Linked DNA regions of Homo sapiens: region 1 is linked to region 2. A link is a loop called in an ENCODE intact Hi-C map of the cell type or tissue named here. Cell type or tissue: MCF 10A. All regions are shown on one strand. Links, peaks and the distances in the headings refer to the core of each region. The heading gives the core; the rest is flanking DNA.

Evidence for each region. Peaks named below come from ENCODE experiments on the same cell type or tissue, not always from the same donor. Only the 100,000 strongest peaks of a DNase experiment are listed, where the experiment ranks them.
Region 1: a loop joins it to region 2, with 9 times the contacts of the local background. A loop is called at or near these places in 2 of 110 quality-filtered maps.

The regions. Positions count from the first base shown.
Region 1 is chr4:147,700,568-147,715,746 of GRCh38, reverse strand. No RefSeq gene overlaps it. Among named protein-coding and RNA genes, the nearest start is that of ARHGAP10, 24 kb to the left of the region's middle. In MCF 10A, for the core only: CTCF peaks have their summits at 7,196 and 7,395; a DNase peak (open chromatin) is centred at 7,396.
Region 2 is chr4:147,589,838-147,605,016 of GRCh38, reverse strand. It overlaps LINC02507 (long intergenic non-protein coding RNA 2507), which reads right to left. Exons shown (of 4, transcript NR_187416.1): 4 at 10,428-10,752. Among named protein-coding and RNA genes, the nearest start is that of TMEM184C-DT, 20 kb to the left of the region's middle. In MCF 10A, for the core only: no CTCF peak of the experiment used is centred there; a DNase peak (open chromatin) is centred at 7,826.

The sequences.
Region 1 (15,179 bases), core at 3,807-11,806, 110 kb before region 2:
GCCTGGTCAACATGGTGAAACCCCGTCTCTACTAAAAATACAAAAATTAGCTGGGGGTGGTGGTGTGTGCCTGTAATCCTAGCTACTTGGGAGGCTGGGGCAGAAGAATCGCTTGAACCAGGGAGGTGAAAGTTGCAGTGAACCGAGATCTCACCATTGCACTCCAGCCTGGGCAACAAAAGTGAGACTCCGTCTCAAAATAAATAAATAAATAAAATAAAATAAAATAAAAGTTATATAAACTGGCCGCACATGGTGGCTCACTCCTCTAATCCCAGCACTTTGGGAGGCTGAGGTGGGCAGATCACTTGAGGTCAGGGGTTTGAGACCAGCCTGGCCAACATGGTGAAACTTCGTCTCTATTAAAAATACAAAAATTAGCCGTGTGTGGTGGCACATACTTGTAATCCCAGCTACTCAGGAGGCTGACGCAGGAGAATCGCTTGAACCCGGGAGGCAGAGGTTGTGGTGAGCCAAGATCGTATCACTGCACTCCAACCTGGGCAACAGGGCGAGACTCTGTCTCTAAATAAATAAATAAATAAATAAATAAATAAAAGGTTATATAAACTTACATTTGTGTACATACACATTAATTTTTCAAAACAGAGCAAAAATATGCACCAGATTATTTCCAATGATTATCTCATGGTGGTAACATTTGCCATTTGACTCAGTAACATTACTTCAAGAAACTTATCTATAGAATATAATCAGGCTGTACCCAAAGATTTAAGTTCAAGGATGTGAATCACAACAATATTTACACTAGGCAAAAATTTAAAATAGCCTAAGTGTCCAACAACAGGAAACTAATAAATTATGTTATAACTAGGAGAGATGATGAATAATCTTACAGTGTTGAACATGGTTTTTAAAAAATCAATCACATGTTGTTGGTGAAAAAAATTATAAAATAGAAAGTAAGGCTATGAGATCGACTTTGCAAATTAAAAAATATCTACAATGAAAGGAAAAGATTTGAAAGATATGCACCAAAATATTAACAACAGTCATTGCATAGGAATGACACACAGGTGGCCATGATCCAGGGCTGAGTAGCTGTGGAAGAGCCACTACTTGCTATTAGCCAACCTCCTTGGAATTCACAAACTCAGAACAAATGTGGAGATTTTAATCAACACTTCTTGCAATGCTCTGCAGTGTCAGCTTAAGCAACCGTCTCTTTTAAAGGCTGCAAATGCACTCATAGAGTATATCAAATGAATATAAAGATGTTTTAACTCTGAATTTGGTATAATAAAAATCATTCTTTTGTTTTGTTTTGGTTTTTGAGACTGAGTCTCACTCTGTTGCCCAGGCTGGAGTGCAATGGTGCGATCTCGGCTCACTGCAACTTCTGCCTCCTGGGTTCAAGCGATTCTTCTGCCTCAGCCTCCCGAGTAGCTGGGACTACAGGCATGCGCCACCATGCCTGGCTAATTTTTGTATTTTTAGTAGAGACGGGGTTTTGCCATGTTGGCCAGGCTGGTCTCAAATTCCTGACCTCAGGTGCTCTGCCTGCCTCAGCCTCCCAAAGTGCTGAGATTTACAGACGTGAGCCACCGTGACCAGCCACAGAAATTACTCTTATACAGCATACTTGGGAACTAGGGGGAAAAAAAATCCCCTAATGCTTTTAGGAATTTAGGCCCTCTAAATCTTTGCCAGATTAGGATAGGTTGAGCTATTTTTTTGCAATGACTGAAAAGAGTTTCCCAAGAGCTTCCTATCCGTTTTAATTTGTTTGAAAAAGCAGTTAAAAGTACAAGAAATATGTTACTTGTCCTGTTCAGTGCCTAATATCCAGTTTTTAACTCACAGTTTTCTTGGACTTTAAATATTGAGCTTAACTTAGTCCTTAGAATTTTGTTTTATGTGTCTCTCGTTACTTGCTGAATGAAGTGATCAAAAGAAGAGAAGAAATTCTAAATTCATAACTGTCTTTCTATCAGTCTATCAGGCCATCAGGCCTCAGCCATCTTTACCCAGACAACAAAAATAATATGATTAAGGAGTCTAAGAAGTCTTCTCTCTTTATTCTTTTTTTTTTCCTTCTAACTTTTATTTTAGGTTTGGGGGTACATGTGCAGGTTTGTTATGTGGGTAAATTGTGTGTTGCTGGGGTTCGATGTACAAAGATTTCATCACCCAGGTAGTGAGCACAGTACCCGGTAGGTAGTTTTCTGCTCCTCACCCTCCTTTCACCCTCCGCGCTCAAGTAAACCCCGTGTCTATTGTTCCCATCTCTGTGTCCATGTGTACTCAATGTTTAGCTCCCTCTTATAAGTGAGATCATGCTGTATTTGGTTTTCTGTTTCCACGTTAATTCGCTTGGGATAATGGCCTCCAGCTGATTCCATGTTGCTGCAATCTATTCTTTACATAACTAAAGCATAGATCCCACTTGAGCTATTTATTTATTTTCACTGAAAAGTAAAACAAACACAAAAGCAGAATACAAAGCTCATAAGCAATAGAATGAAATACAAGGCTATCAGAAGTGACCTAAAAGCAGCTGGGCGCAGTGGCTCACGCCTGTAATCCCAGCACTTTGGGAAGCCGAGGCGAGCGGATCACCTGAGGTCAGAAGTTTCAGACTAGCCTGGCCAACGTGGTGAAACCCCATCTTTACTAAAAATACAAAAAAATTAGCCGGGCATGGTGGTGCATGCCTGTAGTCCCAGCTACTCAGGAGGCTAAAGCAGGAGAATCGCTTGAACCCAGGAGGGAGAGGTTGCAATGAGCCGAGATCGCGCCACCGCACTCCAGCCTGGGTGACAGAGCAAGACTCTGTCTCAAAAAAAAAAAAAAAAGTGACCTAAAAGCCAAGCTTCTAGTCTTTTTTCCCCAAATTTCAGGTAATGAAATGCAACCATAAAAGGTATCAAGTATACAATAAAACAGATTGACCAGCACATTCCTTTATCACTTAGTTTTGTCATAAGGCATGGAGGCTGCCCCTTAAAATCCACGTTTAATAATGAGAATATAAAATTTTACAAGACTTTTGTTGCAAAACTAGAACTGTATTAGAACACAGCCACTTTGCTCTTTTGTAACATAAAACAGAATTTACCAATCAACGGTCCCCATGAAAGATGGAAAGATCTGATTATGTGCTTATGAAAGCTTAAGACTTTTTTTTTTTTTTTTTTTTTGAGACGGCGTTTCACTCTTGTTGCCCAGGCTGAAGTGCGATGGCACGATCTCAGCTCACCACAACCTCTGCCTCCCGGTTCAAGTGATTCTCCTGCCTCAGCCTCCTGAGTAGCTGGGATTACAGGCATGCGCCACCATGCCTGGCTAATTTTGTATTTTTAGTAGAGACGGGGGTTTCTCCATATTGGTCAGGCTGGTCTCGAACTCCCGACCTCAGGTGATCCACCTGCCTCCACCTCCCAAAGTGCTGGGATTACAGGCATGAGCCACCACGCCCGGCCAAAAGCTTAAGACTTTTGTTGTTTTTTGGGGTTTTGTTTTCTTGGATTTTTGGGTTTTTTTCCAGACTATTTTGGCATTCTTTGAAAAGAAGTTAAAATTCTTTTCAGAAGAATTTTCAGTAGAGACAGAAAAGTAGAAATTGCTAACATAAAATACGAGTTTCTCATCAGTATCAAAGCAACATTAACTGTAGGCTTACTTGGTGTGTGTGAAATAAGAGGAATGTCTGTTTTGGTCACCTCCAAAGAGATGTATATCGTGTATGTTTATTGAATTTAAAATCTGAATGTAATGACAGATTAAAAAAAAAACAAACCTCTAAAGAGTATAACAAAGAGACAATCATCCTCTCCTGGAGCTGTATTCAAATCTAAAGTGGAATTTTCTGAATTTATACTGTGGTTTGCAATTTAGAAATTGAGAATTCCTAAGAAATTTAGGAATTTCTTAGGAAGAAAACTACCCTGAAGTCTAAGCTGTTGCTGTTTTATTTGTGATAGTTAATTTTAAAACTATACTTAGCACAAATATGGAGTAGATATTTCATTGCTTTAAAAATGGACATGCTTTTCTAATTCAATAAGTGTAAAAAATAAAAATAAAATTGGACAGACTGCAATCTGTCTAACTACATAGGGGCTGAAAATTGCCATTATCAATAGATTAGATGATCAATGGATTAGATAATGGCAATTTTCGGCCCCTATATAGTTAGGGGCTACTTCAGTGGTATTTGCAATCACACAGAAGTAAAAGGAGCACTTGTTTTCAATACATAGTCATCAAAACTACACAAATAATTAATCCTGAACAAACTAAACTGCTGATATTTGACATTAGGTACTCCCTGCGAATTTAAAGGGCTTAAATAAAGAGGGGATAGGCCAGGTGTAGTGGCTCACATCTGTAATCCCAGCACTTTGGGACACCTGAGTTCGGGAGTTTGAGACCAGCCTAACATGGACAAACCCCATCTCTACTGAAAATACAAAAGTAGTTGGGTGTGGTGGTGTGCACCTGTAATCCCAGCTACTCAGGAGGCTGAGGCAGGAGAATCACTTGAACCCAGGAGGCAGAGGTTGCGGTGAGCCGAGATCATGCCATTGCACTCTAGCCTGGGCAACAAGAGCGAAACTCTGTCTCAAAAAAATGGTCATAATAAAAATAAAAAAAAAAAAGATGGTATAAATACTCACTGGTATATTGAGGATAAATTTCATGGACTCTTTATGTCCTTAGTACTGCTCTTGGTTGCTAAGCCTCTGCTATGGTTTGAATATTTGCCCCCTCCAAAACTCATGTTGAAACGTAATCCACAATGTGGCAGTATTGAGAGGGCCTTTAACAGGTGACAGTCTCTTAAGAACTCTTCCCCTCATGAAATGATTAGTCCATTCATGAATTCACAAATTCATGGCTTAATCGATTAATGGATTTTCATGCAAGTGGGACCAGTGGCTTTAAGAGAAGAGGAAGAGAAACCTGAGCTGGCTCAGCTCCTTCACCGTATGATGGCTCTTTTAAAAAAAAAAGATAAATTAGGCCAGGCGCAGTGGCTCACGCCTGTAATCCCAGCACTTTGGGAGGCCGAGGTGGGTGGATCACAAGGTCAGGAGATCGAGACCATCCTGGCTAACAAGGTGAAACCCCGTCTCTACTAAAAATACAAAAAATTAGCCGGGCGTGGTGGCAGGCGCCTGTAGTCCCAGCTACTAGGGAGGCTGAGGCAGGAGAATGGCATGAACGCAGGAGGAGGAGCTTGCAGTGAGCTGAGATCGTGCCACAGCACTCCAGCCTGGGCGACAGAGCGAGACTCCTCAAAAAAAAAAAAAAAAAAAAAAGATAAATTATAAAAAGGCTTTATTTAAAAAAAAAAGATATTCATTTTCAGGTATTCTGTTAAGCATAGAAAATGGACTAAGTCAGTTCCTTTCCCACAGAAACTTAACCTTCTATGAGAACTTTGCAATTTACATATTTAAATTAAGTTGGTCCAAGGTTTCGCCCATCTTTCTTTTCCTTCTTTTTTCCTGGGGATTTATGTTGTATAGACCTCAGAGGCATCTGACTCAGGATGTGCTGGCATGGGCCATTCCCGCTAGCCTTTGGCGGTCAGCCCCTTTCCCTGCAGCTCTGTGTCTGCTAGCCTCACTCCCACCACAAGGCCCTGCCCACTTTTACCCACTTCTGTATTGCTTTGGTGGGGAGGCTTCTGAAACTGTGGGATGTTCAGTGTCCTGGAGAGTGGGGAGGAGTATCTGTTTGAGACACCTTCCTCCGTGTGTGGTGAGCGGGGGCCTCTCAGTGAGGCCTGCTGGAAGCAAGGCGAAGACCCTCTCTGCTCTAAAGTCTTCACTATCCCCCTGGGGAATTTCCTGCCTTCTTAGCTGATTGAGGAAAGTGGGAAGGGGGTACAGTTCTTTCCTGGGCACCTACCAGCATCTACATTCTAGTCACATTGTTAGAAAGGGGTCCCAATCCAGACCCCAAGAGAGGGCTCTTGGATCTCACGCAAGAAAGAATTCGAGAGAAATCCATAAAGTGAAAGCAAGTTTATTAGGAAAGTAAAGGAATAAAGAATGGCTGCTCCATAGGCAGAGCAGCCCCGTGGGCCGCTGCTTGGGCTGTTCTTATGGTTATTCTCTCTCTCTCTCTCTCTCTCTCTTTCTCTTTCTCTCTCTCTCTCTCTCTCTCCCTCTTTCTTTCTCTCTCTCTCTTTCTCTCTTTCGAGTCTCACTCTGTTGCCCAAGCTGGAATGCAGTGGTGCAATGCAGTGAGCTCACCACAGCCTCTGCCTCCAGGGTTCAAATGCTTCTCGAGCCTCAACCTCCCAAATAGCTGGAATTACAGGCACGCGCCACCAGGCCCCATTAATTTTTGCATTTTTAGCAGAGACGGAGGTTTCGCCATATTGGACAGGCAAATCTCAAACTCCTGACCTCAAGTGATCCGCCTGCCTCGGCCTCCCAAAGTGCTGGGATTACAGGCGTGAGCCACTGTTCCCAGCCTTATTTCTTGGTCACATGCTAAACAAGGGGTGGATTATTTATAAATTTTCCGGGAAAGGGGTGGGCAATTCCCAGAATTGAGGGTTCCTCCCCTTTTTAAATCATATAGGGTAACTTCCTGACATTGCCATGGCATTTGTAAACTGTCATGGCACTGGTGGGAGTGTCTTTTAGCATGCTAATGCATTATAATTAGCATATAATGAACAGCGAGGATGACCAGAAGTCATTCTCGTCACTGTCTCGGTTTTGGTGGGTTTTGGTGGGTTTTCACCAGCTTCCTTACCACAACCTGTTTTATCAGCAAGGTCTTTGTGACCTGTACCTTGTGCTGACCTCCTTTCTCATCCTGTAACTTAGAATGCCTAACCTGTTGGGAATGCAGCCCAGTAGCTCTCAGCCTCATTTTACCCAGCCCCTATTCAAGATGGAGGCACTCTGGTTCAAATGCCTCTGACAACATGCCCTCAGATTCTCTTTCAGCAAGTTGAACTTTTATTTTCTTTTGGTAAACAACTTCATACCTCCTGATGATTTGGTTTATGGTATAATCACTCCGCCCTGAGTCCTCCCAGCTCTAACTTATTTAGAACTTTGAAAACTTGTTTCCTCTCTTAAAACAAAACAAAACAAAACAAAACAAAACAAAAACCTGGCTCTTATAATAAAAAGCCTACTGTTTCACCTTTGATTTTAAAATTCCATTCAGAAACGCAGTTGTCATCTTCGTTCTTGGCTATGTCACCCTTATCCTGAAGCAACCAATTGCTTTGATTTAGTGGGTGAAGAGGGATGCCTGGTGGTTGGGAGAGAAACTGTAAAACCTGTGAAGAAGAGAAATAGTAATTATGATATCCGATTGTATCCCACTACATTAATCAGGAAGTGTGTTTATTAGCAAATATGTGATAAATGGCAATCAAGGGTGATACAGGCCCCCTAGTGGGCATTTGGAACTGTGCATGACATTTCTAGTCACAGTGACTTCGGGATTTAGTGGCATTTAGTAGGCATAGGGCAGGGATAGTAAATATACTGAAATGTGCAGAACAAGTCCATATACAATGTCAATAGCTCCCTGATAAAAATACGAAAAACATTCTTCTCTGCTGGGGCTTTTCCAGTCTCTGGCCCCATCCATGTTACTATAGGACACAGCCCCAGGGCCCTCTGCTTAGGCATCAGGTCCTACTTGCTTACTTCTGAGACCTGACTCTTCCTCTCCACAATTCCCTGGGACTAGCCTGACTCCCCCACACCGCCCCGCCCCATAACATCTTTGTGTCTGTCCAGCCTGAGTTGTTTGGGAGAAAAGCAAGGTGTCTCACCAGGAGGTATGTTTAGGTGTTCTGTCCTTTAACTTCAGGTTCCTCTTGTATCCTAAATCCATGAAGTGGCTTAAGGATTTTGACTCTGAACTTGCTTAGCCAGTTTCCTATAGAAATGCACAGAAATGGCCGGGTGCGGTGGCTCAACCCTCTAATCCCGGCACTTTGGGAGGCCGAGGCGGGCGGATCACAAGGTCAGGAGATCGAGACCATCCTGGCTAACACGGTGAAACCCCGTCTGTACTAAAAATACAAAAAATTAGCCGGGCGTGGTGGCAGGTGCCTGTAGTCCCAGCTGCCTGGGAGGCTGAGGCAGGAGAATGACGTGAACCCGGGAGGCGGAGCTTGCAGTGAGCTGAGATCACGCCGCTGCAGTCCGGCCTGGGCGAAAGAGCGAGACTCTGTCTCAAAAAAAAAAAAAAAAAAGAAATGCACAGAAATTATTCTCCTGGTTCCCACTGTCATTCCGATCATTGCTATGTGCAAGAGAAAAATGTGAAAGATCTTAAATTTCAGGCTGGGCGCAGTGTCTCATACTTATAATCCTGGCACTTTGGGAGGCCAAGGTGGGCAGATCACCTGAGGTTGGGAGTTTGAGACCAGCATGGCCAACATAGTGAAACCCCATCTCTACTAAAAATACAAAAATTAGCCAGGCGTGGTGGCACGTGCCTGTAGTCCCAGCTACTCGGGAGGCTGTGGCAAGGGAATCACTTGAACCTGGGAGGCGGAGGTTGCAGTGGGCTGAGATCATGCTATTGCCTGGACATTCATGAAAAGAGATCAAAATATGAACACTAACAGGAGTTTGAAAGAAGTTCATTTCAGTCCTCATAGATGACTTTGGGGGGATGGGTTCAAGACTTCATTAAAGGAAGTCACTGTAGATGTGGTGGAAATGGCAAAATTGGAAGTGGAGCCTGAAGACGTGACTGAATTGCTGCAATCTCATGACAGAACGTGAACAGATGCTTCTTATAGATGAGCAAAGAAAGTGGTTTCTTGAGATGGAATCTACTCCTGGTGAAGATATTGTGAACATTGTCAAAATGACAACAAACCATTTAGAATATTTATGAAATATTATCTAAATATTCTAACTTGGTTACTAAAGGAGCAGCAGAGTTTGAGAGGATTGACTCCAAGTTTTAAAGTTCTACTGTGAGTAAAATGCTATGAAACAGCATCATGTGCTACAGAGAAATCTTTCTCGAAAGGAAGAGTCAATTAATATAGCAAATTTTATTGTTGTCTTATTTAGAAATTGCCACAGCCACCCCAACTTTCAGCAACATCTACCATGATCGATCAGTCAGCAGCAATCAACATTGAGGCAAGAGCCTCCATGAGCAGAAACTGCGACTTGCTGAAGGCTCAGGTGATGGTTTGCCTTTTTTTTTTTTAGCAATAAAGCATTTTTTAATTAAGGCATGCACGTTTTTTTAAAGACATAATGCTATTGCATACCTAATAGACTACAGGGTAGTGTAAACATAACTTTTTTTTTTTTTTTTTGATACAGAGTCTTGCTCTGTCACCCAGGCTGGAGTGCAATTGTGATCTTGGCTCACTGCAACCTCCGCCTCCCAGGTTCAAGCAATTCTCCTGCCTCAGCCTCCCAAGTAGCTGGGATTACAGGCATGCACCATCACGCCCGGCTAATTTTTGTATTTTTATTAGAGATGGGGTTTCACTATGTTGGCCAGGCTTGTCTCAAACTCCTGACCTCAGGTGATCTGCCCACCTTGGCCTTCCAAAGTGCTGGAATTACAGGCATGAGCCACTGCACCTGGCCAGAAATTTAAGATCTTTCACATTTTTCCCCCTGGCTGGTCTTGAACTCCTAGGCTCAAGTGATCCTCCCATCACAGCCTCCCAAAGCGCTGGGATTACAGGGGTAAGCCACCACACCTGGCCTAAAAATGATATTTTAAAACAATAATGACCAGCCTGGGCAACATAGGGAGACCTCATCTCTACAAATAATAAAATTAAAATTAAAATTAAAATTAAGATGTCTTTTTTTATTATTGAGGTATGATGAAACCAACAGAGCAGGAGATGATTTGCAATATAGTGTCAACCTAAAATAGTCAAAAAGCTTAGGATCTAGTTAAAAGAGTTTATTTAAAAGCCAAGTGTGAGGGCAGCCATCTGGGTAGCAGAGCTACACCAAAGAATGGTGATTGGCACTTGTAATCCCAGCTACTCAGGAGGCTGAGGCAGGAGAATCACTTGACCCTGGGAGGCAGGGGTTGTAGTGAGCCGAGATCACGCCACTGCACTCCAGCCTGGGTGACAGAGCACTACTCTGTCACACACACACACACACACACACACACACACACACACACACACAAAATGGTGATTAGTTGCTGGGTGCCGTGGCTCACACCTGTAATCCCAGCACTTTGGGACGCCAAGGCAGGTGAATCACCTGAGATCAGGAGTTTGAGACCAGTCCGGCCGACATGGAGAAACCCCGTCTGTACTAAAAATACAAAAATTAGCTGAGTGTGGTGGTGGGCCCCTGTAATCCCAGTTGCTTGGGAGTCTGAGGCAGGAGAATTGCTTCAACCCAGGAACCTGGGAGATGGAGGTTGCCATAACCCGAGATTGCACCACTGCACTCCAGCCTCGGGGGGGAAAATAAAAGAATGGTGATTAGTGACCTGATGTGGAGAAAAATGAGAAATGAGGATGGTTTATATAGGCAAAATAGAGGTGTTGAACAAAATAACATTTTCTATATGAAGACTAACATATAGATATGAGATTTGATGGGCTACTATTGATTACACTCTAACAGGGTTGTTTAACATTTTATTGTAACAGTCATAGGGTCTCTATTTTTACAGCATTTAGTCTAGGTTTGAATTAAGAATAGGGATTCTGGTTAATGTATAACATCTCAACACAAAGTTTAGAAAGCAATGGTCATGCACCACAGAAGAAAAACAGTCGTGTTATGTGAGTCAGCTTTTAGGGTTTAACTTTTCTCTTTATCAAAATAAATTTGGAAGTCCTACACTTTTATTTATTTATTATTTAGTATTTATTTATTTTACAGTAGGTTCATTGATGGTAACAAATGCATTACTCTGGTATGGGATGTTGATATTAAAAGAGGCTGCATGTTGCTGGGTCAGGGTCATGTGAAAATTTTCTGTACTTTCCATTCAATTTCGTTGTGAACCTAAAATTGGTCTAAAGAATAAAGTCTTCTTAAAAATTGCCAATTCCAAGGTCATGATGATTTGCACCTATGTTTTCTTCTATAAGTTTTGTAGTTTTTGTTATTATATTTAGATTGTTGATCCACTTTGAAGTTTTGTATATTTTTAAGGCAAGTTTTCAACTTCAGAATTATTTTAGATATGGATACCCACTTGTTTCAACAGCATTTGTGAAAAAGACAATTCTTTCCCCACCAGATGGTTTTGGTACCCTTGACAAGAATCAAGTGATCAGGCTGGGCGCAGTGGCTCACGCCTGTAATCCCAGCACTTTGGGAGGCTGAGGCGGGTGGATCACGAGGTCAGGAGATCGAGACCATCCTGGCTAACATGGTGAAACCCCGTCTCTACTAAAATACAAAAAATTAGCTGGGCGTGGTGGCGGACACCTGTAGTCCCAGCTACTTGGGAGGCTGAGGCAGGAGAATGGCGTGAACCCGGTAGGCGGAGCTTGCAGTGAGCTGCGATCGTGCCACTGCACTCCAGCCTGGGCCACAGAGTGGGACTCCGTCTCAAAAAAAAAAAAAAAAAAAATCAAGCGATCGCTGGCTGGGCATGGTGACTTATACCTATAATCCAAGCACTTTGGGAGGCTGAGGTGGGAGGATCACTTGAGCCCAGGAATTTGAGACCAGCCTGCACAACACGACAAAACCCTGTCTCTATAAAAAATAACAAAATTAGCCGGGTGTGGTGGCATGCACCTGTAGTCCCAGCAACTTGGGGAGCTGAGGTGGGAGGATTGCTTGAGCCTGGGAGGTCAAAGCTGCAGTGAGCCGTGATTGTGCCTCTGCACTCCAGCCTGGGTGACAAAGCAAGACCCTGTCTCAAAACAAAAACAAAAACAAAAACAAAAATCAACTGATCATAAAAGCATGGGTTCATTTATGAACTCACAGTTTTATTCCGTTGATCTAGCCTTGTGTTAGTATCACACTCTCTTGATGGCTATAGCTTTGTAGTAAGCTTTCAAAATGAAGAAGAGTGAGGACTCCAACTGTGTTCTTTCTCAAGTTTTTTTGGCTATTCTGTGTCCTTTCCAATTCCATATAAATTTTAGGATCAACTTTTCTATTTCTTAACAAGACAATTGGCATTTTTGTTGTTGTTGTTTGAGGCAGTCTCACTCTGTCACCCAGGCTGTAGTGCAGCCTCCGCAGTGAGGTACAGTGAGGTACCTGAACCCTCCTGGGTTCAAGTGATTCTCGTGTCTCAGCCTCCCGATTAGCTGGGATTACAGGTGCCCGCCACCATGCCTGGCTAATTTTTGTATTTTTTACTAGAGACGGGGATTCGCTATGTTAGTCAGGCTGGTCTCAAACTCCTGACCTCAGGTGATCCACCTGCCTCGACCTCCCAAAGAGCTGGGATTACAGGTGTGAGCCACCGTGTCTGGTCGACAGTTGGAATTTTGACAGCGATTGCACTGAATTTATAGAACACTTTGGAGTATCACCATCTTAACAATAGTAAGTCTTATAATCTGTGAACAGTAGATGCCTTTCCATATATTTAGATCTTTAATTTCTTTCAGCAATATTTTTTAGTGTTTAGTGTACAACCCTACTATGTTGAATTTATTCCCAAGTATTTTATTCTTTTAATGCTTTCATAAGTGGGATTGTTTTATTATTTCATTTTCAGATTGTTCATTATTAATGCATAGAAATGCAACTGATTTCTAAATATTGTATTCTGCAATGTTCTTGAACTTGTTTAGTAACTCTAAGAGTTTTTTTTGTAGATCCTTTAGAGTTTTCTCTATGTAAGATTATTTCACTTGCAAACAGTGATAATTTTATTTCTTCCTTTCAAATCTGTATACCTTTGATTTCTTTTTCTTGTTTAATTGCCCTAGCTAGAATCTTCAGCACAATGTTGAATAGAATGGTGACAGTTGACATCCTTGTCTTATTTCTGATTTTAGGAGGAATGCTTTTAATGTTTCACTATTACATATGTTATCTCTGGGCTTTTTATAGATGCTATTTAGCAGACTTAGAAAGCTTTCTTCTATTTCTAGTTTCTTATGTGCTATTGTCATAAAAAGGATTTAGATTCTGTCACTTTTTCTGGGTCTATTGATAGGATTGCATGGGTTTTCTCCCCCTTCATTCTATTTCTTTGATATGTTACATTGATTAAGTTTTATAAGTTAAATCAGCCTAGCATTCCTGGGATAAATCCCACTTGATTATCATGTATAATCCTTTTTATATGCTGCTGGATTTGGTTTGCTAGCTTTTCATTGAGAATATTTGCGTATATATGCATAAGATATATTATTCTCTAATTTTCTTTTCTTCAAATATTGTGTCTGGCTTTAGTATCAGGGTATTACTGGACTCATAGACTGAGTTCAGTGTTCCTTTCCCTTCTATTTTTTTGGAAGACTTTTAGAAAAACTTGTGTTAATATTAAATTTTTTTAAATTGACACATTGTAATTGTACATAAGGATTGCGTACGATTTGATAGTTCAATGCACGTATATATTATATAATTATTACATTAGGGTACTTAGCACATCCATCATCTCATGCATTGATCTTCTTTGTGCTTACTACATTTAAACACTCTCTTCTAGCTATTTTGTAATATGCAATACCCTATGGTTAACCATAGTTACCCTACTGTGCAATAAAATACCAGAAGTTATGAAATTATTCCTCCAATCTAATTGTAGCTTTGTACCTTTCGACCAAAGTCATCCCCTCCTCCTCTCTTCCTACCCTCCTCTCTTCCTACCCTCCTCTCTTCCTACCCTCCTCTCTTCCTGCCCATCTCCAGTTTCTGATAACCACTGCTCTACTCTCTCCTTTTTTTTTTTTGAAATGGAGTCTCACTCTGTCGTGCAGCTGGAGTGCAGTGGTGACCTTGGCTCACTGCAATCTTCGCCTCCCGGGTTCAAGTGATTCTCTTGCCTCAGCCTCCTGAGTAGCTGGGATTACAAGTGCCCGCCACCATGCCCAGCTAATTTTTGTATTTTTAGTAGAGATGGGGTTTCACCATGTTGGCCAGGCTGGTCTCCAACTCCTGACCTCAAGTGATCCACTCAACTTGGCCTCCCAAAATGCTGGGATTATAGGCATGAGCCACCGCGCCCAGCCTTCAACTGTGCAGATTCATCTTTTGGGGGGCGGGGTGAAACATGGGTTTGTGTGCCCCCATGTCTCGGTCATTCTGTCAGGCCTAGACTCCAGGAAGCTGGTGTAGTGGTGCTGTAGGCACCTGTGTTTTTGTGGTAGAATGATGACAGGGCCTCAGGGATAGAGAGAGGCAGTGGATATTGGCCTCCAGGGCAGGACACACTTTAGCAGTGGGTCCATATTCAAGATGGCACCATGCTGCAGCACTTTAGGTTGTGGGGATGTGGGTGCACAATATGGGCTCCTACTCTGGAGCAATGCAGCCATGTAAATTCCTGGCAACTCTCTAAACTGGATATGGAACCTGTGAAAACTGGGGGACCCTCCTGTAGAAGGACTACTGACATCTGTGGTGGTAATGAAGTCTCCAGCTTATCTTTTCCCCATAGAAAGACTTCCCTGGCTCTGAGCCAATCCTGTTGATGGAGAGAGTGTTGTAGATGCAAGGTGCCTTGTGCTTTCCAGTGTACTTCTTCAGTCACTTGAGTTGAAATAGTGCTGTTTATTTATTGTTCTATTCCTTTTTTTTGGAGACGGAGTCTCGCTTCGTCACCAGGCTGGAGTGCAGTGGTGCGATCTTGGCTCACTGCAACCTCTGCCTCTTGGGTTCAAGAGATTCTCCTGCCTCAGCCTCCCTAGTAGCTGGGACTACAGGCAGGTACCACCACACCCATCTAATTTTTTGTATTTTTAGTAAAGACAGGGTTTCACCATGTTAACCAGGATGGTGTTCTATTCCATTTTTATGGGGAATATGAGCATCAGGCAACTCTTGGCTGTCTTGCTGATGTCAGTTTGTGTTAATCTTATTAAACTATTTGATAGAGTCACTAGTGAAGTCATCTGGTCCTGGGATTTGTTTGTTTGTTTTTTGAGACACGGTCTCACCATATCACGCAGCCTAGAGTGCAGTGGCATGATTATGGTTCACTCCAGCCTCAACCTCTTGGGCTCAAGTGATCCTCCCACCTCAGTCTCTTGAGTAGCTAGGGACTACAGGCAAGTGTCACCACGA
Region 2 (15,179 bases), core at 2,971-10,970:
CATTAAAAAAAAAAAAAAAAGTAAAACAACAGGCCAGGTGTCCTGAAATAGGCCCCCTTTGTCTTTGGAAAGAGCAAATGGGTGACAATATCCAGATCTGAAGGTTACAGCAACACGAAGCTGACCAGTCTGGTTTTGCTCAGGGAACCCAGAGCCGTGCCTTGTGTATTTTCTGAAAGAGGCGAAGGAAGGCAGAGCGAAAACAAAGTTTGAAACCGAAGACTAGTATACTTTTATGCAAAAAAATATAATACCAAAATGAAGCCTGGTGGCCCAGTTTTCTTTCGAGTTATAGGTAATTCCTAATATTTCTAGTAATGAGCCATTATTGTATTGTATTGCATTGCATTGTATTGTATTGTATATTATTGTATATTGCATTAGCCATACCATTGTTGTCTTTATCCATGACCTGAAAGAATTTCAGCTTTAAGAGGAGACTGTAGTTTCTTAATTAGATTAGTTTAAGTGTGGGAGATTATATGTGTGCGTGTGCATATGAATATACAGTCACAAACTCTTAGATCTAGCAGGGTTTTGTTTTTTCCCCAAAGATGGTTTATGACACTAGACACTTTCTTGTTGTGAAAGCTTATTGATATTAACTCATATTTCTGTTTATAATATTTATATTATTTGTTTTTATAAACATATCTTACATATTACATGTATAATATGAAAGATCATATTTATTTTGGAAACCACATAATCTAGTTTATTGCTGATTTAATAAACAAATTTCTTTAGCCTTACCTGGCAGCTCTTTTTTCAGGAAAAGGTTAGAAATCTTACAACTTATCTCTTAGTTGCTATTTTAATCACTGTTTTCTTTTCTTTTTTTTTCTTGAGATGGAGTCTCACTCTGTTGCCAGGCTGGAGTGCAGTGGTGCAATCTCAGCTCACTACAACCTCCACCTCCAGATTCAAGCGATTCTTCTGCCTCAGCCTCCTAAGTAGCTGGGATTACGGACACCCACCACCATGCCCGGCTAATTTTTTTTTTTTTTTTGTATTTTCAGTAGAGACAGGTTTTCACCACGTTGGCCAAGCTGGTCTCGAACTCCTGACCTCAGCTGATCCACCTGCCTTGGCCTCCCAAAGTGCTGGGATATAGGCGTGAGCCACCGCTTTTTTCTTTTTCTTTTGCTCAATAGGAATCCAGTACTACTTTTCAAGCTTTTCCACTTTTATATCCCTAATGGCGGAGAAGATTGAACGCCTGTTTCCCAGGGGTCTGAGTATTGCAGGGAGATTCCACAAAAGGCAAATTTATCTCAAATCTTATATTTTATTTGAATAATTTATTGGAACTTTGTGATTTATGTACATATGTATACCCATGCACTTATATATAACATATATGAATATATGTTTGTTTTAATTTTTTTTTTTTGAGGCAGAGTCTTGCTCTGTCGCCCAGGCTGAAGTGCAGTGGCACAATCTCGGCTCACTACAAGCTCTGCCTCCCGGGTCCATGCCATTCTCCTGCCTCAGCTTCCTGAGTAGCTGGGACTACAGGCACCCGCCCCCACACCCGGCTAATTTTTTGTATTTTTAGTAGAGATGGGATTTCACCGTGTTAGCCAGGATGGTCTCGATCTCCTGACCTTGTGATCTGCCCGCCTTGGCCTCCCAAAGTGCTGGGATTACAGGCATGAGCCACCGCACCCGGCCTGTTTTAATTTGTTTAGAGTTTTAATTTACTTACCAATAAATCTGGTAAAACTATGTCTGTTTTTGTCTTGGTGCTCTGGATATTCCCTAAGACACTGCTACTCCTTTTATGCACCAAGTTTGAGAGGCCCTGGGCATGCAGGTGGCCTGAATGTCTTTCAGCCATCCAACAAAATATTTACCGAGCACCCACTATTGCTCAGCACTGTACTGAGCACTTAAGTTACTGTGGGGAACTAGACGTCCTTTTTCCTGGCTCTGCACATCTGCCTATGTCTGCCCCTTGTTTAGAATGCCCAGACGGACATGGTAGCTCGTGCCTGTAATCCCAGCACTTTAGGAGACTGAGGCAGGAGGATCTCTTGAGCCTGAGATTGAGACCAGCTTGGGCAACATAGTGAGACCCTGTCTCTAAAAAAAAATTAGGCAGGCGTGGTGGTGCATGCCTGTGGTCCTGATTACTCAGGAGGCTAAGGTGGGAGGATTGCTTGAGCCCAGGAGTTCAAGGCTGCAGTGAGCTATATTGCATCACTGCACTCCAGCCTAGGTGAAAGAGCGAGACCCTGTCTTAGAAACAAAAAAAAGCCTTTGGAAATAAGCCTGGGCAACACAGGGAGACCCCCCATCTTTACAAAAAATGAAAATATATATTAGTTGGGTGTGGTGGCACGCACCTATAGTCCTAGCTACTCGGGAGGCTGAGGTGGGGGGATTGCTTGGGCCTAGGAAGTTGAGGCTGCAGTGACCCATGATAGCACCCACTGCACTTCAGCCTGGGTGACACAGAGAGACCTTGTCTTAAAAAAAAAGTGCCCAACCCCTTTCCCCTCACCTATCCAACTTCCATCTGTGAGTCTATCCTCCCATCTCACCTTACTCTGGACTACATTTCTGAGAAGACTTAAGTTATCTCATTCCTGGATGAGCACAGTGGCCCTCCCTCAACAAGGCAACAAGATGGCTGAGCAGGGAGGGGTATAAGTTTCAAGGCCTCTAGCTGAACCCAGTGCTGATATGCAAATTAATATCTGAGAAAGGACATTTTTTTTTTCTTGTACTAACTAGGCTGGATTTCCCAAATTGTTTGAGTGGTCCCTGCCCCTCTTAATGCTTCTGTAAGAATGCAAGGTGTCAGGGGACCTGTGTCCTTTTCCTGGAGCACAACCATGGTGTGTCCTGTTATATTCTTTCCAACAGTTGGATGGCAAGAATCCTGAGTACGCATGCATCATGTTCCCCTTGTACCATTTCTTTGAGCCTACACTGTGTGATACAAAGTCCTCTTGCTACACAACAAGGACTATTTGGACAAAGACATTATTTAAATGTTTTGTGAGTATTTGCAGACAGTGACCAGAATTTTGCTTCATTTAGGGATCTAGCAGAGTTCTCAGCAGGTAAGAGACACTCAACAAGTGACAGGTGGATGCAAGAGTAGAGTACACTGCACATTTGAATTGAAATATTCTGCCAGTGGAATCGTATTATCTCCCATAACTCTCATGCCTCTTATCCAGGTTATACACCATTGTCCCTTTACTCTTACATGCATTAAGCATGATGCCCAACTGAAGAACTATTGAGTGAATGAGCAAATTATTGAATGACTGAAGGAATACATGTTAGATAAAATCCAGGCTTCGATTCCTACCTCCTCCTGATAAATTTTCTGACTGTTGCAGTCTCCAGAGATTACTTCCTATTCTGTATGATTCACTGAGTGTATTCATTCATTCATAGGCTACCATAAATGGTTGATTATACAGTCTATGTCTGTGTTCTATCCACTCAACCAGATTTTTTTTTTGAGATGGAGTCTTGCTCTATCACCCAGGCTGGAGTGCGGTGGTGCGATGTCAGCTCATTGCAACCTCTACCTCCCACGTTCAGATGATCCTCCCACCTCAGCCTCCCGAGTAGCTGGGGATTATAGGCATCTGCCACCACACCCGGCTAATTTTTGTAATTTTTAAGTAGAGACAGGGTTTCACCATGTTGGCCAGGCTGGTCTTGAAAGTCTGACCTCAGGTAAACCACCTACCTTAGCCTCCCAAAGTGCTGGGATTACAGGCGTGAGCCACCACACCCAGCCCACTCAGCCAGATTTTAAAAGGCTGAGACTATGTCTTACACACTTACATCTATTCATTATGCCTGGCACGGTGTCTTGTGATAGCATGCTCAATATGTATTAGTTGTTGATAATGAAATTCTGTGAGGACAATAATGAACTTCCAAGCTGTTGTTCCATTTTGCTTTGACCTTTCTGGTAGAAGTTCTTGAATCTGAAGTAGTGTCAATAGCAATTTACATGATTATAGCACATAGGAATTTTAGCTTTGATTATGCTAAACTAAATGTACTCCAGAGTGAACACATTTTGTTCTATGAGAAAGAAATTGAAAGTATCTTTTTATCATATTTACTGCAGTGGATGATCAAGGGTGCAAGGCAGTGTGTAATAAGGAAAAAAGCACTGTGCCAGGAGGCAGAGTTATTTCCAGGTGTATAGATTGGTGGTAATTTTGTGTCTCTGTCACCTGTGAAATGAGAAAGGACACAGTAGAGTATAGCTTGGGAAGTTTGTCAATATGCAACATTGGGGGAAAGCCCACGGCATAATGACAAACAGAGTGACTGGAGCCCCTTGGAACACTGGAAGTCAACGAGCCCTCTTTGGAGCCAGGCCAATCTTACTATAGCTAGTTTTGGGACTTAAGTAAGATATAATCTCTTTGTGTCTCAATTTCCTTATCTGTAAAATGGGAACAATAATGGTAACAACCTCAAAGTCTTGAGATAAGCACTCAGTGAGATAATGTATGCAAAACTCTTAGCATAGAATCTGTTATATTGTAAGTACTAATAAATAGATCTTTCCTCCTGCAGTGGATGCCTATGGAGCTGCTTTGCTCCACATTTACTTTCTTCTGAAAACTGTTCTCCCCTTCCCTATCCACATGGCACAGCAGGAGCAGCCGTGATACCATGTGACCCAGTCCTCTGGCCAATGAGTCCCTTCTCAGAATTTATTGGACTGGGCATGAAGAGACAGAGCTGAGAGTCTCTCTTCCCTTGACATGTCTGAAGAAGCTGCAGGGAATCATGCTTAGGGGTTGTCAGCAGTTAGATTTCCTGCCGTGGAACAGGCCGGTCTAAAGGGAGGCAGGTAAACAAGCAGGTAACTTGAGAGCAGCAAGAGAGGCAAGATACCCAGAGAGCTTAATGGCATCTGAACTCCTGTTTCCAGCTAATTTGAGATCCAATCTCATTCCTGTCCTCAGTTCTGTGAGGAGCCCCAGGACTCTAATAACAAATTCATCTTTTGCTTAGTCATTGTGCTGGATTACACCATGGTAGGTGGGTTAAGCTGGGAATTACATTCCATGCATGGTTCTGGGTTAGAGTTGGCCATAGAGGAAGATGCACGAGATTTGGAAGGTGGAAAAGAAGCAACGACCATTATTCTTGGAAGGTCTCATGGTCAGATAGATAGACACAGAGGTGTCTGGGTCCACACTTGTTCTTCCTCTCCTCCACACTGTCCAGCTCGGCTTCCTGATTGCCAGCCCAACTCACCAAAAGCAGACCTACTCCCTCCTCCCCCTTACCCAGATGCTTGGCTGCAAACCCATAGAGGTGGTAGCTACACAGAGGGAACATCTTCCCGTAGACCTCTCTGAGAGCTCCCGCTTTGCAATCTCACTAAAGTGGCTGGGTATATCTGGTGTCGCAGATTTCCCTGAAAGCTCCAGTTTACCTACTCATGCCAGTGCTTTCAGAGGATTCATTTATGACTCTTTCTTAAATTCTCTGACTTTCACTTTCTCAGCTGCTCTCACATTTGTGTGAGATCTAAATTCCTATAATAAATCTTTTATTCCCATAATAATCTAGTGGCTTTGCTTCTCTGATTTAACCCTAACTGCTATAGCTAGTTTGTGTTTCTTTCACAAGCCGAAATGATAGCAATCTTAGATATTTTGCAATCTTAGATATTTTGCATTCTTAAACAAAAGGACACAAAATAAAGGGAAACATCAAGGCAACACTTTGAGAAAATATATAATAATAATAGTGATAATAATCTTTTTGAGACAGGGCTTGCTATGTTTCCCAGGCTGGCCTTGAACTTCTGGGCTCATGAGATCCTCCCACCTCAGCCTCCAAAGTAGTTGGGACTACGGGTGCATGCCACTGCACTTGACTTTATACAATGTTTTTAAAGGAAACAAATTTTAGATTTTCTTGCAACATTTTTTTTTTTGAGATAGAGTCTCGCTCTGTCTCCCAGGCTGGAGTGCAGTGGTGTGATCTCGGCTCACTGCAACCTCTGCCTCCCGGGTTCAAGCAATTCTCTGCCTCAAACTCCCAAGTAGCTGGGATTACCGGTGCCCGCCACCATGCCCGGCTAATTTTTTTGTATTTTTAGTAGAGACGGGGTTTCACCATCTTGGCCAGGCTGGTCTTGAACTCCTGACCTCGTGATCCACCCACCTTGGCCTCCCAAAGTGCTGGGATTACAGACATGAGCCACCGTGCCCGGTCAACATTCTTTGTATATATAAAGGACAGATTGATGATAACTCATAGTGATTTTATTAAAATTGCCTAATATGTCCTGAAATTCTTGAACCAAATTGAGAAAGATAGATGTGACTTGTGCCTTTCCCAGGCAGGTAGAAAATGACACTTTAAGGAAGGTACATTATGAGAACATCAAGCCTTGGGGTAAGGTGGATGCACTTTGAACATGGATTAGTGACAATGTCCTCAACTTTACCACTATAGATTGAGCCAGAGAAGCAGAATCACCAGGAAATGTGTGCATGTGCATGCACGCTCACGCGCACACACACACTCACACCATTTTTTATTTTGTTTTATTTTATTTTAACAGTTATTTAACCTGATGTGTTTGGAATAGCTGGTTCAATAGTCTCTTTAAAGGCTTTTGTATTTGTGTTTGAGGATGGAGCTCCAAGTCCAATCTTCCTAAGGCTTGATACCTTCCTCCGCAGTATACCAGGAAAGTTCTTCAGACCAAGGTGTACTAACTTCCTTAAACACAGTTGGAAGAGCTGCTTCTCTTGACAAAGAAGGCTCAACCAAATTTAGAGGTTCAGGTCCCCAACTTCACTGGAATCTGCCAATTTGTCTCCATTCCAATTTTCTAAGGGCCTACTCATTTTGGGCGTGTGAAAATATCCCTTCCGAGGTGAGGGACAAGTTGTTGCATCTGTCCTCTATAAGTTTTCTATTGCTAAGTCACAAATTACCAGAAACTTAATGGATTAAAGTAACCCATATTTATTATCTAACAGTTTCTGTAGGTCAGATGTTGGGGCACGGCATGGCTGGCTTCTCTGCCAGGTATTTACTCGGATGCAATAAAGATATTAGCTGGGACTGTGATTGTCATCTGGGCTTGGCCATTTGTGGCTTTGCTTTTTTGGAAGGTGTTTTGGAGATCTTCCTTTGTTATTGGCCTCACATAGGAGGGTGTGCAACTAGAGCAACCTTTTACAAGTTCCTCAAGGTAACTGCAAACAAACTAGGCATGGAAGGCAGAGAGAGGGGAGGAGTAACATACTTGGGGTGGTCAAGGAAGGAAGAACTTCAGGAATGTGATTTTTAAGATTGAGCTGTGGGCACAAGCAGAACACATTTTGATAACAAGCTAGTAAAGCTAGCTACATTAAACATTTTTTTTTGGTAGCAAGTGATCCAAATTTAATTTTATTTCCTTAAAGAAAAAAAATTTGTTGACGTAGTTGGAAAGTTCAGAAGCTCAGCCAAGTTCAGATGTGGCTGGGTCTAGGGGTTCATAGTGTGGCTGGGTACACGTGTTGTCTCAGATTTCCCTGACACCGACAACAAATTGGGGATTGTCAGCAGTTAGGTTTCCTACAGTGGAACAGACTGGTCTACAGAGAGGCAGGCCTGAGAGAGTTTCTCTTCTCCAGTTTTAGCCAGGCCCTTTCCTAGTCTGCATCTCATTCTGTAATCTTTCAGTGTTAATTTTGAGCTCCTACCTCCTAATATGGACTTTAATTGTTGCAGAAAGAAGTGCTTCCTGTTACTTCTCTAGAATAATTTCATGGATAGTGATTGGCTTGGCTCCAGCCACATACCTCTTTCTGAATCACTGTGCTATGCACATGGCATGGGGTAAACAAATTGGCCAGGTCTGGGCTATGTGCCCTTTTTTGTAGCTGGACAAGGGGTAGGAGGAGATTGATGGGGGCGGGGTAGAATGGGTCCAACTGCACCTGTGCTGCATGGAATGCAATCTCTACAAGAAATACAAATGGTGTTTCCAGGTGCAGGGGGAGGGGATGTTTAGCAGGCAGAAACAGCAGATATCTTCTACACTCAGTAACTATTGGCTTTAGTTCTATAAGGTCATGGAGAGGGCTGAGGAGAGTGGAGGAGAGATAGCTCCTCACCGAAAGGTTTGAGTTACTTTTGTCCACCAAGGGGGAACACATCCATAATTCCACATCATTCAGAAAAATCTTCCCAATGTATAATTTTTAGGGAAATGATGATATATTGAGTTATTTTAGTCATTTTCTTATGTACAACTTTCTAGTTTCTTGTTCATGTTTCCATTTTCCCCATTATCCAGGTACAGTAAAGGAGCTTTCTTTATTCTTTCTCCTCTCTGACCCATCAGTGACTCAGATTTGACAACTCTTGCTTTGTAATGTAGTTTACACCTTCCTGTTCATTATTCTGGGTTAGATCTTTATTACCATAGGCATAGCCTGTCAGGAGTCTACTAACTATTCTCTTTACTTCAAGCAATCCTGCCCTCTACTGCCGGATGAATCTGATAAAATCTTATTCTGATCATGTCAATTTTCTACTTTCACAGCCTGCATTTGCTCCACATATATATTCAGATGAACTCCATATTTTTTACCTGGTGTCTTAATCAATAATCTTATGTTTATAACAGAATAACTGAAACTGAATAATTTATAAAGAAAAAGAACGTATTTCTTACAGTTATAGAAGCTCAGAAGTTCAGGGTCAAGGGACTGCATATGGTGAGGGCCTTCTTGCTGATGAAGACTCTCTGCAGAGTCTCAAGGTGGTGCAGGGCATTACTTGGCAAGGGGCTGAATGTGCTAGCTCAGGTCTTTCTCTTCTTATAAAGTCAGGAGTCCACTCCTGTGATAACCCATTACTCCATTCACCCCTTAATCCATGAACGGATTAATTCCTTGATAAGGATGGAGCCCTCATGATCTAATCACCTCCCTAAGGCCCCACCTCTCAATCCTGCCACAATGGATTAAATTTCAATATGAGTTTTGGAGGGGACACATATTCAAACCATAGCTCTTGGCATCCCCAGGCCTCTATAATATGGCCTGGTTCCTGCTATCCTGTCCTCAGGCCATCTTTCTGTTTACAGTCACAGTAAACATGCCCAGTGCTGCTTCTGCACGGTGCCTACTCATCCTTCTCACTCACAACTCTCTCCTTTCCCTGAGTCTCCCATTTGAATCTAACTCATTCACTCCGGCTCAGCCTAAGTCCAGCCACCCATGAGATTTCTCTAATATTCCCAGTTGACCCTTATCTCTCTTCTGAACTCCATAGGGATTCTTCTCTGAGCTGCCTGTCACACATTTCCCTTACTCTCTTGTGTCATGAGTTATTTTTTCATGTATAAGTGTTGTGTATTCTCAACTCACTTTTAAGTACTTCAAGAGAGGCGTGTCCTAAAGCCTGTTGTATTATTGTCTGTGGGTCTCAGGGAGGTGGTGTGTTGCAGGAGGATGGCACTCCTTTTTTTTTTTTTTTTTGAGACGGAGTCTCGCTCTGTCGCCCAGGCTGCAGTGCAGTGGCGCAATCTCGGCTCACTGCAAGCTCCCCCTCCCGGGTTCACGCCATTCTCCTGCCTCAGCCTCCCAAGTAGCTGGGACTACAGGCGCTCGCCACCACGCCCGGCTGATATTTTGTATTTTTAGTAGAGACGGGGTTTCACTGTGTTAGCCAGGATGGTCTTGATATCCTGACCTTGTGATCCGCCCGCCTCGGCCTCCCAAAGTGCTGGGATTACAGGCGTGAGCCACTGCGCCCGGCCCTTTTCTTTTTCTTTTCTTTTTTTTTTTTTTTTTTGAGACAGAGACTCACTCTGTCACCCAGGCTGGAGTTCAGTGGCGTGATCACAGCTCACTGAAGCCTTGAACTCCTGGACTCAAGCAATCCTGCCTCCTAAATAGCTGGGACTATAGGCATGTCACCACACCCAGCTAATTTTTGTATTTTTTGTGTGGATGGGATTTTGCCATGTTGTCTAGGCTGGTCTCAAACTCCTGAGCTCAAGCGATCTGCCAGCTTTGGCCTCCCAAAGTGCTGAAACTTCAGGTGTGAGGCACTGCTCCCTAACCAAAGATGGCATTTCTATGACTGTGTGACTTTGGAAAACCCTCTGAGCATCAATTTCCCCGTTTGCAATTTGAGCATAATGATAGCTACTGGGCAGGGTGGTGGAAAGGGTTAGCCAAGATGCATGTAAACGGAGAGTCCCAGGGGCTGGTACATGATAGGAGCACAGTGCTTGGTAGCCAGAGGCAGTGCTGAGTAAGGGCTGAATGAGAAGGCTCATCACTATCCATCTTGGTGCCTTCAGCATCTGGCATGGTCCCTGAACCTCTCATCTGCAACTGAGGATTTAATTCAATAAGCATTTTGTTTTAGTTTGAGTTCCCTCAGAAGAGACCATGAGACAATAATGTAAATGTGAAAGTTTATTTGGGAGGTGACTCTAGGAATCATAGAAAGGGGAGTGGGGAGGTGAGGTAGGGGAGGAAAGGAAACCAACACAGGATACGTTAATGGGCAGGTTACCACTGAGGGCAGCTGGGCTCCAACCTACTGGGACCATCTGAAAGACTTTGTAGAACATGCTCAAAATCATCACCAGAGAGACAGGAAGTGAGTACCTTTACCACCAAACTCCATCCGCTGTGGATCGTCGGCTGCTCACAGAGGTGCTGACAGCCCTACTTTTCTGGACTCTTCCTCCCTATCGTTGAGTTCCTGCAGCAGAGGGAGCTCCTGGGCAGAGAAATTCAGGAAAGAATTGCCAAATTTAGCCAGCAAAAACACAGAATGCCCAGTTAAATTTGAAATCTAGGTTAACAACAAATACTCAAAAAAATGTGTGTGTGTCCCATATTATAGATATTTAAAAATCATTTTCATGGGATATACTTAGAGTAAAAAATTGTTTATCTGAAATTTAAATTTAACTGAACATTCTGTATCCTACCTGGCAGCCCTAATTCAGGGGCTTGCTTGGGGGATAAAGGTGGAGTAAACTGTCTTCTTTTATTGAGTACTTACTATGGGTCCAGAGTGAGATTTATCGTGGGAATGCAGAATTAATGAATAAGTCTCCAGACCCTGCCTTGCCCCTTGAAGTTGTAATTAGATTTGAAAGAAAGATGTGTGTAGAACTGCTTTGAAAATGATAAATGCTGCACAAATGACAAAGAAGTATTCACTTTTAAAATGTATTTTTAAAAACACTAGTAGTGTGTCTAGCATAGTAGCTGCTCAATGTTTGTCATGTCAAACTGAATTATTATTATGATTTTTTTATTCTTTTATTTCTATTATATTTCAATAGTTTTGAGGGAAAAGGTAGTGTTTGGTTGCATGGAAAAGTTCTTAAGTGGTGATTTCTGAGATTTTGGTGCATCTGTCACCTGAGCAATGTACACTGTACCCAATGTGTACTTTTTTATCCATTGGCCCTCTCCCAACCTTCCCCCTGAGTCTCCAAAGTCCATTATATCATTCTCATGCCTTTGCGTCCTCATAGCTTAGTTTTCCATTCCTGTTTGGTTTTCCATTCCTGAGTTACTTCATTTAGAATAATGGTCTCCAACTCCATCCAGGTTGCTGCGAATGCCATTATTTTTTTCCTTTTTGAGGCTGAGTAGTTATATATCCCACATTTTCCTTATCCACTTGTTGGCTGATGGACATTTAGGCTGGTTTCATATCTTTGCAATTGCGAACTGTGCTGCTAGAGACATGCGTGTGCAAGTGTCTTTTTCTTATATTGACTTCTTTTCCTCTGGGCAGATACCCAATAGGGGGATTGCTGGATCAACTGGTAGTTCTATTTTTAGTTCTTTAAGGAATCTCCACACTGTTTTCCATAGTGGTTGTACTAGTTTACATTCCCACCACTAGTGTAAAATGCACTCTTTTCACCACATCCACACCAACATCTGTTATTTTCTGATTTTTAAATTATGGCCATTCTTTCAGGAGTAAGGTGGTATTTCACTGTTGTTTTGATTTGCATTTCCCTGATAATTAGTGATATTGAACTTTTTTTTCATATGTTTGTTGGCCATTTGTATATCTTCTTTTGAGAATTGTCTATTCATGTCCTTAGCCCACTTTTTGATGGGATTATTTGTTTGTTTGTTTTTTTTCCTTGCTGATTTGTTTGAGTTCCTTGTAGATTCTGGATATTAGTCCTTTGTCAGATGCATACAAACTGAATTATTATTATGGGCAAATAATACTATTATTTGTTGATTACTGTCATGAGACTCAGGCAAGGTTGTTTTAACATCTCCCTAGGTCCTAGATCCATGCTTATTTTTGGAGTCTTGCTTCATATTATTCATATTAAAGTGAATATTCATATTATTCATAATATTCATATTAAAGTGAATATCTCACACTAATCAAGGGAAACATATATATATTGCTTAAGCATTTTTTTGACAGAATTTAAGAATTTTAAAATTTTTTAGTTTTTGAAAAGATTTAGCTGTGACTTATTTAAGATTAGCTTTGATTTCTTAATTCAGGAGGGTAAGAAGGTCCATGAACTTGGATGAAAAAAATCTGTTTTCATTAACTTCAAACTGAAATTTGTAATTTTATTTATTAAAGAATATAGGCCATACATCACATTAATATTAACAATATCTCTCTCACCAATAGAAACAATAGATATATTCATGTCACATTACAGGGATTACGAATATCCCAAAACATCATTTATACTAATTGCTACTTTGAATATATAGTTGTGACATTGTTATTAAATCTTGTTATTAAATGCATTAATAAATAAGCACATATTTACAAATTAGTATTTTAAAGTTTTTTTTTTTTTTTGAGATGACTCTTGCTCTGTTACCCAGGCTGGAGTGCAGTGGTGCAATCTCAGCTCACCACAACATCCGCCTCCTGGGCTCAAGAGATTCTCCTGCCTCAGCCTCCCAAGTAGCTGGGATCACAGGCGTGTGCCACCACACCCAGCTAATTTTGTGTGTGTGTGTGTGTGTGTGTGTGTTTAGTAGAGATGGGTTTTCACCATGTTGGCCAGGCTGGTCTCAAATTCCTGACCTCAGTGATCCATCCACCTCAGCCTCCCAGAGTGCTGGGATTACAGTCGTGAGCTACTGCGCCCGGCCGAGTTTTTAAAAGTTTTTTGAAAATTTTATTTTAAAATAGTTGGCTTTCTTTGTGGGGCATTTTAAAAAAGTTCCAGGAGCTTCACTTAGGCTTCCAAAGGGATCTATGGCACAAAAGTGGAAAAGATCCCCTGCTAGGGCCTCGTGGGTAAAACAGCCTGGGGCTCAGGCTATGGGTCACTCTCGCCTGGTATTTTTTCTTTGTTCTTTTGTAGAAAATAGTGGGGACTTAGCAGGCTCAGGAGAGTGCAACTGCAGGCAGAAACAAGAGAAAGTTCAAAATATGTCTAAACTTTACTGGAAGATTTACTGGTTATCAAGTCAGAAGACTTTGGATCCAGTCCAGGCTTACCTTTAATATTCTCACAGTAGATGCATTTGCTCATTGAATCAGCCAATCTTTAAAAAGGGCCTATCACCAGCCTGACCCTATGCCTAGGCATTGGAGCAGGCAGGCCCAGGGTTGAGTCCATTCTGTCACTCACCAGAGGAGTGACCTTGAACAAGTTATTTCATATCCTGAAGCCTCAGTTTTCTAATCTGTAGAATGGAGATACTGATTCTGAATTTAACAGGGTGGTTGAGAGGATTAGATAAGATGGGTGTAAAGTACAATAAACACAGAGAAGATTACAGTTACTATGAATCACCATTTTGTCTATAAACTCTTGCATCAATGTGCTGCTAGTTGTCAAAGAAAAGCATATAAAACAGTCTTCTCTTGTATCACTGATTAAATATTTTTTTCTGTTAATGTTTTTGAAGCATTGTTTAGAGAACTGTAAAAGTAGTTAAAAAGAGGAAATATGACTGAAAATTCATATTCCTGAAAATATATGAATGTTAAAAATTGTATCAGGTGATATAATGACTCATCAATAACCTTACTAGATTATTTATTCTTAAAAGATATATTTGGTCAGGCGCAGTGGCTCACGCCTGTAATCCTAGGTCTTTGGGAGGCCGAGGTGGGCGGATCTCTTTGAGTTCAGAAGTTGGAGACCAGCCTGGGCAACATGGTGAAACCCTATCTCTACAAAAAAATACAAAAGAAAAAATAAAAAAGAAGTGGGTGTGGTGCCTCGTGCCTGTGGTCCCAGCTACTCGGGAACTGAGGCTGGAGGATGGCTTGAGCCAGAAAGCGGAGGTTGCGGTGTGAGCTCATATCACGCCACTGCACTCCAGCCTGGGCAACAGAGCGACACCCTAAGGGAAAAAAAAGTATATTATAGTTAAAAAACTTAAAAAAAGTTCTATCTGTAATTATGATTCTAAGAGAGCCATCCCACTGTTTTCTTTCCTGATACTATATTTTCTAAAAGTCTAAACACAAGGCTTTCCTTTGTTTTGGTTTTGAAACTTTGACCATTTATTCATAAACCATGCTAAAAACAGCAACTACCACCAGGTCGCGCTGTAGTTCCACAATGAAAACAGGCTGGGGTCTAAGGAATTCTCGAAGGTCTCAGTTGTCACATCATTTCTGTTTTTTGAAGCAAAGAGGGGTGGAGACAAATATTTAAAAGGAAAAAGAAAAGCTTTTGCTGAAAATAAATAACTTCAAATTCACTATAATTTAAACGTTGATATTCAGCAAAAAAGATTTTATCTGAGAATGTTGCTATTGCTACTTTTAGAAAAAATTGCTTTCAACTCAGTCCTGTTATTTTCCGGATGGAAAAATATAAAATAAATAAATAAAAACCGTGCTGAAAGTTTTCTTTCCTATATTCTCTAGTGGTTGATGGATAATACTATTTTTTTAAAATCCCAAGATGAGGTATATTTTATTTAAAAATTATAGTGATAGCTTAGGTATAAACCAGGCTTTAGAAAATATATAAACACTTCATCTTAAAAACAGTTTTTTTTTTGTTTTGAAAAAGCCCTTTTTTCTTTTTTGGTCTTATTTTTCCCAAATGTCAATATTTATGAGTCAGGGGTTGTGGGAAATGTTACCTAGAGCTACAAGGGCCGGAGATTGCCCTCTTGTATCCCTGGGGAGTTGAGCATGAGTGCCAGAGGGCAATGTTTGGC